2 separate regions of the Homo sapiens genome follow, and region 1 is linked to region 2. A link is an interaction called in ENCODE POLR2A ChIA-PET data of the cell type or tissue named here. Cell type or tissue: OCI-LY7. All regions are shown on one strand. Each heading gives the region's core, and the rest is flanking DNA. Links, peaks and the distances in the headings are about the cores only.

Region 1 (2,919 bases), core at 258-2,757, 370 kb after region 2:
ATCCAAGAGGAGATACCTAATGGGCAGCTTGCTCTGTGGTGAGAGAAAGCTGGCTTTGGGGATAGTTGGCATGTAAGATGGGACTTGAAGCAATTGGAGAATAGAAGATCAGCAAGGAAAGTGAGTGGCCTGAGAAGAGGAGAGAGTCTAGGATAGCATGCTGCTTGGCACCTTGTAAGTACCCAAATGTTTATAAATGCATTTATTTGGTAAACAGCTGTATTCCTTCTTAAGTAATTAGGTAATAGGCGTTCCTTATTTGGTAATTGAAACATTATGAAGCAAGTGCAATTTTCTCATTACTCTGGGGACGCTAACTCATTCTATCACAAAGGTTTGAGAAAAAGACATTTTTGTTTAATAGCCTTTCCTTTTTTCTTTTTTAAAATTACATAAATAATACACAATGCATATATATTAATACTTGTACCCTCCAAAAGATACAGAAGTACAGAGAGTAAAAAGGTTTTCTCTTCTCTCCTCATCTTCTCTCCACTCAAGACCTTTTGAAAGTAATTATCCATTACTGTTCCTAAGAGGAGCTGGGTTCTGGACAGTCTAGGTTGGAGACTGGAGAGTGTGATCCTCATGTTTGTCTTTGACTCACAGTGACCATAGATAAAAGTGATTTTTTTTTTTTTTAGATGGAGACTCGTTCTGTCGCCCAGGCTGGAGTGCAGTGGTGCGATCTCGGCTCACTGCAAGCTCCGCCTCCCAGGTTCACATCATTCTACTGCCTCAGCCTCCTGAGTAGCTGGGATACAGGCGCATGCCACCATGCCTGGCTAATTTTTTGTATTTTTAGTAGAGACAGGGTTTCACTGTGTTAGCCAGGATGGTCTCGATCTCCTGACCTCGTGATCTGCCCGCCTCAGCCTTCTAAAGTGCTGGGATTACAGGCGTGAGCTACCACACCTGGCCCGATAAAAGTGATGTTAATGTTCAGTGACTGTCTCCCCAGGAGATGCATTTGCTTTTGCCCTTAGTGGTGTGTGACCTTGTTTTTATAGGAAGTCATTCAACTGCATAGTTAGTGGAGAGCTGAAACCCTGCATTATGGACTTTGGGAAGCTCTACCACAGCTGGACAGATGTGGAGGAGAGGGCTCTCATTTCCAGGGTATAGAAAATCACTGGCATGTGAATGCACACACACATGCACCCTGATGGCGATGTCTAAAGAGTTTTGAGGCCGGGCATGGTGGCTCACACCTGTAATACTAGTACTTTGGAAGGCCAAGGCGAGTGTATCACCTGAGCTCAGGAGTTCAAGACCAGCCTGGGCAACATAACAAAAACCCTGTTTCTACTAAAAATACAAAATTAGCTGGGCATGGTGGGGTATGCCTGTAATGTCAGCTACTTGGGAGGCTGAGGCATAAGAATGGCTTGAACCCAGGAGACGGAGGTTGCAGTGAGCCAAGATCATGCCACTGCACTCCAGCCTGGGCGACAGAGCAAGACCCTGTCTCCAAAAAATGAATAAATAAATAAAACAATAAAGAGTTGTGAAAGCCTTTGGTTATGCAGTGAATTTTTAGTGTTATTACGTGTACCAGTCTCTAGCTGATCAAAATAATTATCTTTAGGAAATGTTAGAAACAGACATGAGATGTCATGTATTTTATTAGATTCCTTGTTTGCCCAGTTCAATTTCATGCAACGTACCTGGGTTTTAGACTTGATATTTGGCCACCATTTAAAGGTGGACTTCATTAGAGGCATCGAAAGATGAATCGTGGGCTGGGTGCGGTGGCTTACGCCTGTAATCCCAGCACTTTGGGAGGCCGAGATGGATAGATCACAAGGTCAGGAGTTCGAGAACAGCCCGCCCAACATGGTGAAACCCTGTCTCTACTAAAATTACAAAAAATTAGCCAGGTGTAATGGGGCATGCCTGTAATCCCAACTACTCAGGAGGCTGAGGCAGGAGAGTCGCTTGAACCCTGGAGGCGAATGTTGCAGTGAGCCAAGATAGCGCCGCTGTTCTCCAGCCTGGTGACAAAGCTAGACTTCGCAAAAAAAAAAAAAAAAAAAGATGAATTGTGTCTAATGGACCTCTAAGACATTACTTCTCCAGTGTTAAATACGCATAAAAATATGTGGTTGAGGAAGATTGTTACTTGGTAGAGAAGATGAGAAGTTAAGTGATTGCCTTTGGCATTTGCAGCATACCACAGGATCTAGAATTTAAATGAAAAATTAGTCTCGAGCTCAAGCACTGAAAGGGTACTTAATATTTTTTTGACAGCTTGCTGATATATTTATTTTCTGGTCTTCTTCATCTTGGGGTAAATGACATCTTCATGGACTTAGTTGTTAAAGTCAGGAACCTGGGAGTCATCCTAACAACTCTGTCCCTCATGCCCAATCCACAAGAAGGACTACCGATTCTACCTGTAACACATAGGGAATCCATCTTCCCTGCCAGCACCCTAATGTGGGCCACTGTCATCATAGCCCAGGACTTCTGCAATAGCCTTCTGCCTTCTCTCTCAGCTGCTACTCACTCCCATCCACTCTACATTTCAGCCAAAGTGATCTTTTTGGAAACATAAGTCAATTATGTTACTCCCCTGCTTAAAACTTTTAAATGGCTTCCCATTGCACTTAGGATAAAATGTTTAAACACCCATCACTGTTTGCAAGGTGATATGTGACATGGCTGTGGACTAATTAACCTCATGTTGTGCTCGCCTCCATTCACCACCATCCTTCCAGTTCCTGGAGGAAGTCATCCTTTTATTTGAACCTAACTTTCTCTGTAAGCATCAAAATTTAATTACCATCTATGGTTCTTCCGCAAGTAAGAAAGATTTTATGTCTGCTACTCTTTCCTACTCCCAGCTATTTTTCAAAGTTTTTCATTAATTTTCTACATTATATCTTTTTTCTTTCAATAATTCTTATTAGCAATTGC
Region 2 (2,919 bases), core at 115-2,614:
GTTTCTTGGCTTTTCTCACTGCCAGTTTAGGATTCAGCTTTCTGGGTCTGCGAAGTCAGCCACCATTCATTCATGTGCTTTCCAGCTTCTAAAATTGTATTGCTGCTTAGGGATAGGGATATGTCTGCTCTCCCACACTCTTTATCTTCGTACATTTAAACATTTTACAATTTCTTGCAGTGTTGTTTTTGTAGGGTTTTGGAAGAGAGGGTTAGTAATCAATTGCACTTGTTCAATCTGCCATCTTGAAGCAGGGGTCTTTATGCTGAAGAACAACCAGTACTAAAACATCCAGATCCAGCCTGGGTTCAGATGCTGGCTTTAGTACATGAATAGCTGTTTAACTGTGGGTAAGTTATAGAAACTCTCCATACCTTAAAGCATTCCATGAGAGTTAACTATTATTATTATTATTATTATTATTATTATTATTATTATTATTATACAGTATTTACTATGTGCCAGCACCTATAGCAAAGGCAGTGGGTCTGCCAAGATGAAAATTTCAGATGAGCTGCTGCTCTTTCCAGCCCCAAACAGGTATGACCAGTTTCCCTACTCTGGTCTATATCATGTAAATACAATATGTACCTTAAGTAAATTATCAAGCAGGTGGAAGTTCTAGCTGTGCAAATACAGCTGGTAACAATGTAAATACAGCATTTAAATGAACTAGAGGCCAGCAAGGCAGGGCAGTTGTTTTCAAATGTAGTTGAATCTCTTCTGTTGTGAGTATAACAGCCATGGGCATCATTTCCCCCAAATGACTTACTCACAGATTTATTTCTGAGCATCAAAATCATGTTGTCTATTACTTGTTTTGCAGGGCAAATGACACCATCTGGACCCTGGAAACAGCACATGTTTGGTGCAGTCACCCTCCCCCAAGCCAGCATCTTAAGCAAAGTCTCCTCCCCCTTTAAATGAGCCTCCTTCATGTTTTCCTTTCTTCTGGTCCGCTTGGTTTTCATGTTCCTCTCTCTGCTCTCTTTGTCCTGCTGAGCAGACAGCAAACCTGCAGGTTCTGTGATCCTGCTGCTCAGCTTTAAAACAAAAAACAAAAACAAAACCATGTTGCAATTTGTGAACTTTCTCTCCTGGAAGGCATGAACCATCAGCTTTCCTGAAGGTAGCTACTGCAAAGCACTGGTCTTACAGAAGAAAAGGACTGATGAGGGAAAGAGAAAGGGACACAGACAAAGGAAGGAAGGGAAGCATTCAGAAGGAGGGAGAGAGGCCAGCCGGCCCCCAGGTTGAACCACATACTCAGCCTTTAAAAAACTGGGCTTCTTTAACATGGATGCAAGTACCAGCCAAGGTAGTTCCACTGCAGATTCACCACCGAGATGAAGATGGCTAGACATTTTTCAAATGAGAGTAACTGGGCCTGTACTACAAGACGTATTCAGGCTATTAAGATCTCCATGCCCTGCCATTCCCTCTGCCTGGAATGTTCTTTCTCCAGTACTTTGTATTCTGATGGTTCTCGACCCTAGCTTCAAACCCCAAACCCCTGCTTCTAGATAACAGCCTCACAACAGATAATTCAGGGGCCCACGTATTTACAAGCCTGGGAGGTGATCCTGAAAGCTTTGCAGGTATATTCTTCTTTGGCTCCACCCACGCTCCAGTGAGCACAGCTGCATCTGCTCAGTTATGCTCTCTTCTTCCAGACACTGCCAAAAATGCTGAGATACACAAGATGCCAGGCCTTGAGAATCAATGACAGATCCACAGCTGAACTGCTTGAAGGCAGGGCTTGACCAAGTATCTAGTGTGGCAACTCTTCCAATTTTCCCACTTATAGCATGTTTTCATTTTTCAAATTTCAGAATTTATTATATCCCTCCCCTTTCTCTCTCTCTCTCTCTCTCTGTCTCTCTCTGTGTGTGTGTGTGTGTGTGTGTCTCCCCTCTCTGTCTCCCTCCTCCACCACCACCTTAAGATTCAGACATGTGCCTACTGAACACAAATCTGAATGGAAGTCTCCTCTTTGAACTAGAATTGCCCAAGACGAGGGCCCCATTTACTAGGTTAGCTTGTTCTCTGGTTTCCTTTTGGTTAAGGGTGAGTTTTCTCCCAAGAAGCCCTTATGCAAACTGATGTCTGGTTGGCAAGCTCAATACAGACATACCCAGACATGCCATACCCCCATGTGTGGGCACAGCTGATACCCACTTGATCCCAGTAAAACATTCGTAATCCCTTTCATGCTGTCATTGCTTTCGCCCAACAATTCCACCATAGAGAGTGAAGATAAGATTTTTTTTTATTGACCAGGGCCCTTGGGTGCTTCTTGAGTGTGGCTTTCAGGGACAATGACATCGCATGTTAAATAACTCTTTGCTAAAGAGCTCTGAGTACAAACAAATGTTATCCTCTAACATACCCTAAGAACAAAGTGAGTAGGTTCTATCCCTGTCCTACGCTTTGGCCTCCTGTCTGAGGATCTGTCCCCCCCACTGCATCCCCATCTCATCCATCCCCAGAATTGACTGGTTTAGTCCTGTTGGGTCCCAAGTTACTTGGGGGCAGGCAGAGCTGTCTTTGGCACAAAAGTGGAAGCAAGTCCACATGGATCATCTGGGCCCCAGCCAGTGTCTCAAGGTATAGCCACTGGATCCTTAGATTAACCACCATTTGGGTTCTTGGCTAGTTTCTTGGCTGTAGAGGAAGATTATTCTACTTGCCTTGGGCCATTTCTTCATTCCCTACTTCTGATTTTTATGGTAGGCCCAGGGTGCAAATAGCACAGTTTTCAAGCTGTTCTTTCTTTGGGGGGAATCTCTGCCTGCATTGCACATAACCTCGGGGTCCTGCTCTCCCCTGGGCAATAGCAAGCACTTAATTTATGCTGAACCCATTGGACCCTTTCCCTCTCTGGATTTTGAATCTTGAGCAGAATGATCCAGGAATGAA

What was found. ChIA-PET counts read pairs that join two places held together with the same protein. Peaks named below come from ENCODE experiments on the same cell type or tissue, not always from the same donor. Only the 100,000 strongest peaks of a DNase experiment are listed, where the experiment ranks them.
Region 1: POLR2A ChIA-PET joins it to region 2 with 5 read pairs; 2 of 35 experiments call an interaction of 5 or more read pairs at or near these places.

Annotation. Positions count from the first base shown.
Region 1 is chr20:41,281,479-41,284,397 of GRCh38, reverse strand. All of the region lies in intron 1 of ZHX3 (zinc fingers and homeoboxes 3), which reads left to right. Among named protein-coding and RNA genes, the nearest start is that of ZHX3, 35 kb to the left of the region's middle. In OCI-LY7, for the core only: no CTCF peak of the experiment used is centred there; no DNase peak of the experiment used is centred there.
Region 2 is chr20:41,648,416-41,651,334 of GRCh38, reverse strand. No RefSeq gene overlaps it. Among named protein-coding and RNA genes, the nearest start is that of CHD6, 31 kb to the right of the region's middle. RefSeq lists an enhancer at 770-1,287. In OCI-LY7, for the core only: no CTCF peak of the experiment used is centred there; DNase peaks (open chromatin) are centred at 894 and 1,644; H3K27ac peaks cover 599 bases.